Regions from separate parts of the Homo sapiens genome. Here region 1 is linked to region 2. A link is an interaction called in ENCODE POLR2A ChIA-PET data of the cell type or tissue named here. Cell type or tissue: PC-3. All regions are shown on one strand. Region 1 has its middle 80 kb from the start of LINC00844. Region 2 overlaps BICC1 (BicC family RNA binding protein 1).

Region 1 (4,000 bases), 99 kb after region 2:
AAATCAATCTTTTCTTTGGATTTAGGAGGCTTTGATCCCACCTCTTGCCTCACCTTGCTGGGATTACAATTCACTGTGAAGTATCTGTGCCAGTGATGTTATCATTTTTAAAGTTTGATTTACAGATCTGAGGAAGGAAGCCTATGATATCTTTTGAGCACCAAACAGTAGGATATTTAGCCTACAGTAACTCCATGGGCAAGTCATAGCATCCTCACTTTCATATGAAGACACACAGACTGGGAAAATGAGGTTCCTGTATTCAAGGAGCAAAAATATCACTTGGGAGACTGTCAGGCACTCTCTCTCTCTCTGAGACTCTTTTTTGTCAGCCCTTTTCCTGCTAACTTCTTAAATATTTAATGCTAAAAAGCTCAGACACAAAAATGTGGTAAGAATAATCATAGCAAAGCAAGCAAACAAACAAAAAAGTTAATTCCTCTACTGATACCATTGGAGATATCCTAGTATCTTATTGGCCCAGAGGAGGTAAGATGGAAGGACGGACCCTGCGCAGTGGCTCACGCCTGTAATCCCAACACTTCGGGAGGCGGAGGTGGGTGGATCACAAGGTCAGGAGATCGAGACCATCCTGGCTAACATGGTGAAACCCCGTCCTTACTAAAAAAATACAAAAAAAGTTAGCCGGGCGTGGTGGCAGGCGCCTGTAGTCCCAGCCACCCGGGAGGCTGAGCCAGGAGAATGGCGTGAACCCGGGAGGCAGAGCTTGCAGTGAGCAGAGATCGCGCCGCTGCACTCCAGCCTGGCCGACAGAGCAAGACTCCGTCTCAAAAAAAAAAAAAAGATGGAAGGAATATCATTTTAAAAATGCATTTTCTATGGGATATAAATTTCAGTTAAGATGTAAACTTTTACAAGTTATCTTCCAAACTCCAATTACTTTTCAATTCTTCACACCACACAACTAGTTCAACTGTGACAATTTACATAGTCATCTTTTGCTCTTATTTTATAGATAAAGGAGTTATTTTTCAGTATTAATATTACAAAATAGTTATTTGTTTTTCTTCTATTGTTGCAATGAGATAAACATGTACAAGTTGTGAGTATTAGACTCAGCAATGTCCCCCTTCATGCCAGAGGACTAATAGCAATAATCCCAACAGTGAAAATACGAATACACAAATGCCACTGCTTAGATCACTGCAGCTTCTAGGGCCCAATTTCTTTTACTGATTTAAAAACAAAACAACAAAAAAATTAAAAAGTTTGCCTGACATGAATCTTGATGTTTTTGTTTTTTGTTTTTTAATAAGTAGCCACCAGAGTCCTGTAGAAAACAGACATTAGACCCTTGGTGTAGCTTCTGTTCAACTTTATATCATGGGAACAGATGGGTCTGATTTTTTGGCCCTCATCTTGAATTGCTCATATACAGGGTCCCTGGCCAGTGGACTGAAGGCTATGTCTGTGATGACAAGGCTCAGCTCAGGGGATGTGGGGGAGGGCATTTTCATTTTCACACTTGTTTGAGGTTTCGGTCCCTGGGTAAAGAGGCCATTTATCTTTGTAAATGCAAAACATTTTTGCTTTTTCCAGTTTTCTGTTAATGGCGAAAGAATGGAAGTGAATTAAGTTTTACTGATTTTTGAGACACTAAAACTATAAACAAACAAATAAATACCCAATAGTTTTATATGCAGCACTCCTCTGCCCAGGCAGTGTTCTAAATGTTTGATTTATACTTCAAAAGCCCTATCTAATGCAATTATGGGGTACAAATAATTTAAAATTCTGGTGAATCATTATTGAAAAGTTATTGTTAGCCAGCTAGGAATTCCCTGGGACAATTCTAATCCATTCTTGTTCTGGCTATGGATTGATGCCATCTGGGAAGAGCCATTGTGAATCCTGAAAGCCTAGCCCAGACTTCCAGGTCAGCATGAATGATTCCAGGGATCTGTTAATTAGGTGGCACGCCTTTCTCTCGCATAGTCCTGGGATACAGAGTCAGTAGAATTCTGGGATGTGTGCTGGGTAGAGGGTGGGAATTAATCAGGTTGTATGTGAATATGCATTATCATGGGGGAAAGTTATTCCAGATATTGTTTTCTATATTAATGCACTACAAGGTAAATCTAGGGTAAATACTACTATTTTCATCTGCATTTTTAGATCAGAGAACTGAAGTTTTGGAAATTGAGCTATGCCCACATAGTTCATAAGTGGAGGAGCTAGGATTTGAACTCGGGCAGTCTGGCTCCACTTGGATGTCTCTCTCATCTTTGACACCCATGGGCAAATCATGCATTTGCCTTGTTAGGGATTATTATCCAGGACCAACCCACCAGTGTTCTTCAAGTGTTCTGATAATGGTGGAGAGATTTATTATTGATTTAGACAACAAAAGAAGATAATTGCTTCTCTGAAAGAAGACGGAACAGAGGGAGAAATGGCCACCTCCCTATTACTCATACCTGAGTGGAGCTTCAGGAGGGCTAGCATTAGTGAGAAGTGACTCAGAAAGTCTATAAAAGCCAGCCTGCTGTTTGAGAGGAGTCATGAACCTGTCATTGGTTGACCAAAGTTACTAGTCAGACTCATCAATATTCCTGCAGCATCACAAATCCAGCAAGGTTGCAGAATGCTAACCAGGTAATTATTTCTGTGCTAGGGCTATTCTTGTTTCCTTTCTTTAACTGCAAAAGGTAAATGAAATTACCTTGTTGCTTCTTTTATTCCTTATGTTCTCTTACTGTTAGGCTCTTTCATTCTATTCTTTCCCTGCTGTTAGCAAGATGAAAAAGGCATCATATGCCAAGGCTTTCTGTTGACCTTTGGGACTTAAAAGTCTCCCATGAGAAAGAAAGCATCCTTGAAATAAATGTGGTTTCACGAAATACCTCAGGCTTGTGGAGGAAACAAATGACTCGGTTCTTTTCAACTCACAGCACTCAGCAGGCAGAAAAGCAGCAATTTGAGATTTCAGTGAGTCTGGGAGTCTCACAAGATAATGCTCAGAGTCAGCAGTCAAAGATACTAGTGAAGTATCAGTGCTGCAAGTTTAAATTGTTCTTCCTTCCCAGGGTTTGAAAAAATAGGACAGCCACAAGCTTATTAAATTCAGTGGAATTTCTTTTTCTTTTGTCAGTTTGGGGGGATTTTCCTTGTTTTTCCTGTTTTGATTTGGCAAAGAGACATCACTGATTACTCATATTCATAAAGAGCTCCAGAGAAATGAAAATGTCAAGCTGTAAGGGAGAAGCAAATGTCATAGAGCAAAGATCATCAGCTTGGGAGGAAGACAGATTTAAGTTTGAAGTGCAGATTGAGCAGTTAATTTTATCTTATTAGGAGAATCATTTAATACCTTTATTTTTCCTGAATTAGTACACTAGATTCCTAGCTTGTTTTTCTTCATCCACTGTTACCTGCCACACTTACAATTACATCTAACATGAATTACAAATTCCTCACTATGGACTATGAGGGTCTGTCTCTCGCGTTATTCCTGATTAATCTCCCTTCTTCATTCTCTTCCAGCCACACTAGCTTCCTTGTTGTTCTTTACATATACCAAACATGGATACACCTCGGGGCCGTAGACTTGTTGTTTCCTTCGCCTGAAGTCTTCACTGGGCTTGCTTCTTCCCTGCATTCAGTTCTCTTCTCAAATTCATCTTTTAAGAGCAGGCTTCCCTAAATGAATGGTCTGAAAAAGCACCCCTCGTCATTCTTGATTCCCTTATTTTGCTTTATTTTTCTTCTCAGTTCTTATCTACATCTGATGCTATATTGGCTTACATGTCTGCCAGTCTCTCCCTACCAGAGTGTAAACTCCATATGGGCATAATCTGTTTTTGTTCACCACTCTATCCCTAGTGTCTGGAGCAGTGCCTGGGCCATAAAAGGCACACAATAATTATTTATTGGATGTGTCTTGGTTTCTTTCTAAGAAAAAAAAACCTCTTTGTAGTATTTGTGAAGCTTATAAATAATGCATTAAATGGATCTCAAAATCCCCTAGTGCATCGAGGCA
Region 2 (4,000 bases):
ACATCTGAGTTAGTGTTCATTTAACCAAGAATTTTCTAAGCTGAATAAACCTTTCATAATCAGTGCATTAAAGAATATATCTCCTTATTTTGTCTTGCTGGTTAGATGATGGTAGCTGGAAGCAGAAGTATTTTAATGTGTCCAGGCACAGAAGGTCAAAAAGCAAGAGATTGAATGTTAATTCAATGATATTCTGGGTTTGTTTTCATCTATGTTTCCTATTTGAAGAAGCATAGAAATTGTAGGTATTTCTTATTCCAATTACTCCAAGAAGGAAAAAAACATGAAAGTATAAAGCCAGAGGGACTTAATGTAATATTTTATTAACTACAGCAGGGGTCAGCAAACTGTGGTCTGTAGGCCAACTGCCTGATTTTGTAAAGTTTTATTGGAACACAGCCACATTCATTTGTTTACATATTGTCTATGGCTTCCTTCCAGCTATAACAGCGTAGTTAAGTAACTGCAACACTGACATTGTGGCCCACAAAGCCTAAAATATTTACCATCTGGTCCTTTAAGAGAAAGCTGGGGAACACTTGAGCTGAAGAATCTCTATTATAGAATTTCTGAAAACATATCTTTAGAACTGTGATAAATGATGGCCTAAGGTTTTCTAAGACCTGGATGTACCTTCCAAATCAAAACAGGACAATTTAAATTATCTTCAATATCATTTAATGAAAAGTTTTACCTGTTTATGGCATGTTGAAATTTGGTCATCTGCTTTTTTCAGTGTAGGATATTTTCTAATACTCAGATGTGATTTAACAAGAATCCCCCATAAGTAACTTCATGAGATTTAATTTATTGTAAGCATGTTGAAGATTCATTTAGCAACTTTCACAGGTGATATATCAACATGCATTATTACTAACCATACCTGCCAATTGTCTTATTTGGTAAGCCCAGTACTTTATATCTATAGTTATAGTGAATGCTTACAACAGTTCTGCAAGATACAGTATTGTCAACCCTCTGTGCCCACAGCTAGTAATGGCAGAGTCAGGATCGAACCCAAGTCTCTTTGGCTTCAGAATCTGTTGTCTTTCTCTTCTTACACACTATCTTTAAAGGAAGGTGGGGGATCCTTGGGCAGTTTCCCTTCATGCTTTGTTCCTGATGCCAGACAGTGCAGTTTTATAGTTCCTGCAAATACTTCTTTTGTGTCCCTTTCAGTGATAGTTTGCTGAGTTGAGCCAAGTGAACTGTAGATCTGATTGTGTCTGGGAATTCTTCTTTCAATCCTTTCAATCCTGTGTTGAACACAAAGGAAGATGCCATCTGTTTTATTATTTAGTTTCTTCTTATAAAGATAAAGATACACTTAACCAATTTAAAATCCCAACCTAAGAAATATTTTTCTCTTCTCTGAACAGATAATGCTCTTCCTTTTATCAGTTCACAAAAATGGTACAATCTTTGTGTTTCCTTTCTTGCTATAGTTGCCGGGTTGCTCAGAGCTAAGTCTTCTGCTAGAATCATCATTTCCATTTCACCACCTTTCTTAATTCTTGTTTCTTAGGTTTGTGCTACCACCTTTCTTTTCTGGAAGTAGGCAGAGCATAATTAATAAATAAGTGTGACAACAAGTTGATCCTACAGTGGGAAAGAAAATAAGTAATTAATACATTGGTTATAGATTGACCTTTCTACCCACAGATCGATCTTCAGACATTCCTCACTCTCACAGATCAGGATCTGAAGGAGCTGGGAATAACTACTTTTGGTGCCAGGAGGAAAATGCTGCTTGCAATTTCAGGTGAATATAAATATTCAACTCATATGTTAAAATCTGAATAACCTCTGCCAGTGGTCTCAGCCATTGGGTTGTTTCTACCCATTAACTGCTGGCTTACTAACCTAACACCTTGGTTGTGGTTTCAGAGGGTTTTCCTGTCAACAGTGTGACAGATCCTGAGACTGTCTTACTTTTTCATCAAGGCATTGCCTGAAAACCTGCCTTAACAAGGGTCATATATGAAAATAGATCTCTTCAGAAAGATCTAACCAAAATCGCCCTATGCAGAACATGAGAAGTTGGGGAGAAAGTTTAATTCTCCTCTTTGCAGTTGTGTTAAACAGTAATCATTACATTAGTGAATAATTATTCTTGATTGGCAGTTATGTTTCAAATGTTTGTGTCCTTGCACACCGACTGAGTTCATTGCACTGAGAAGAAAAGAATGCTGGTTGAATCTGGCAGTGTTACTTGTCTTAATTCTTCTTAGTCTTCCCACTGTCTTAATAGAATTTATGAGTCACAGGACATAGTATCCTGAAGATAGTCACAGAATGAAGGAAAATAATGTCTGTCTCCCTAGGCCACTTTCTTTGTGCATCTGTTGCATATATATTTTAGAAAATGCTCTATACGTATTTATTGGGTGCCACTCATTTGAAAGGAATTGAGCCAGATGATGAGTCAGGAGTTGGCAAATACATAGTAATGAACCTCAAAAAAGCGTTTAGAAAAATATGCGGAAATTTTAAGGAGGGAATGGGATTAGTTTTTGAAGACTTGCCAATAAAGTTCTTGAATGTCAAGTTTATATGTGTCCCAGTCTCAGAAAGACAGACACACCAGGGGCAGAAGCCAAGTGTCATGTGCTGCGGAAAAATGAATGCTTTTTCAGAACACTGAATTTGCAGGCTATGCCTCAGTGAAGCCAGCAGTTACATCCAACTGGTGAAAGTCCATTCCAGACAACATTCACTAATCAGATCAGCAGATAAAATTTAAAACCTCAGTGGTTTTCCATTTTATTTTAGCGGCATGTTGAATGCCCCACCCATCTTCCCATAGGAAATCTTTATCTGAAGCAGATACAGGCAAAGCAGCTTTGAAATAGGAGTGGAAATCCAGCCATTGAGCTTCCTGGTGGCAGCCTGTTAGGTTCTTCTGTGGATAGAGTTCTACACTCATCAGTTTTCCCAGAACTTCTTCTAAAATTTCTTCTCGGATATACTGTGTGTACCCAAGAGGCTCTATTAATGGAACTCCACAGGGAAAATGCATAATTCCTGCTCATAAGATCATCTTGGTATAGTGGAAAGAACACTGGATTCAATTAGGAGATCTGGGCTTTACTTATGCTAAGTCATGAGTCCTTGAGTGAGTTTCCAAACCTCTCTTGGCTTTGGTTTGTTAATCATGAAGGTAGATTGGAATTTGTGATTGTACAAAGGTCACCTTCCATTTCTAAGATCTGTCCTTTCATGTGATATCATCAGGCTTAGTGAAAATGGACAAAACGATAGTTTTATTACTTGTTCTTTTTTACCATCTATGATAATAGAGTAATTTTTAAAATTTGTTTTCTGTAAAGCTCATCCTCAGGGGGCTATCCCTAGACTCAAGCTAACTTTAAAAGTTTTCATATTATTTTATTAATTTGCAAATGAAATTTATTTGCAGTTTGAAACGTGATTAACTTATGCATTCACCATACCTGTACTGTTGAAATATGCCTGCAGGCCAGCAATTTTCTATCAGTGAAGTGTGTAGTCCAGAGCTCCATAATCTTTCACTAGAGATTCATGGAATAGCAGTGAGGATATAGTGAAAACTAAGTTCATTTTTTGGTGTCCCAACCCAATTCTGAATTCTGTAAAGATTTTAGCAACAAGCAGATAGCTGTAAATACATTCACAGGTTGTAGATAGATCATCAATACCTTTCCTCTGGAATATATCAGTATCTTTTGGGGGAGGTAAGATGGGAATCAGAAAGGTTTCAAGCTCTCTATTTTAAAAAAATAATATTTTTTCTAATCATCTTCTTTGTCATTCTGTTGAGGTTATATAGTACTTTTGCAGACTTCCTCTCTCAGTGGGGTTCACCAGGTCCTCTTGCTTTTAAAGGGAGTTTGAGACTGACTAAAATACTTTATGGCTGCTCTGCACAGCATAAAGGACTTGATTATTTTAAGAATAATTTTGTCTTACTTTGTTGAGTGCATTTGTTTGAACCTGGTAAATTATTTTCTCTGAAAGCAAT

What was found. Peaks named below come from ENCODE experiments on the same cell type or tissue, not always from the same donor. Only the 100,000 strongest peaks of a DNase experiment are listed, where the experiment ranks them.
Region 1: POLR2A ChIA-PET joins it to region 2 with 5 read pairs; 3 of 35 experiments call an interaction of 5 or more read pairs at or near these places.

Annotation. Positions count from the first base shown.
Region 1 is chr10:58,917,640-58,921,639 of GRCh38, forward strand. No RefSeq gene overlaps it. Among named protein-coding and RNA genes, the nearest start is that of LINC00844, 80 kb to the right of the region's middle. RefSeq lists an enhancer at 1,835-3,034. In PC-3, no CTCF peak of the experiment used is centred here; DNase peaks (open chromatin) are centred at 2,492 and 3,132; H3K4me3 peaks cover 1,185 bases; H3K27ac peaks cover 2,204 bases.
Region 2 is chr10:58,818,707-58,822,706 of GRCh38, forward strand. It overlaps BICC1 (BicC family RNA binding protein 1), which reads left to right. Exons shown (of 21, transcript NM_001080512.3): 20 at 1,663-1,762. Among named protein-coding and RNA genes, the nearest start is that of LINC00844, 180 kb to the right of the region's middle. In PC-3, a CTCF peak has its summit at 346 (motif pointing right); DNase peaks (open chromatin) are centred at 405 and 2,425; H3K4me3 peaks cover 1,128 bases; H3K27ac peaks cover 2,361 bases.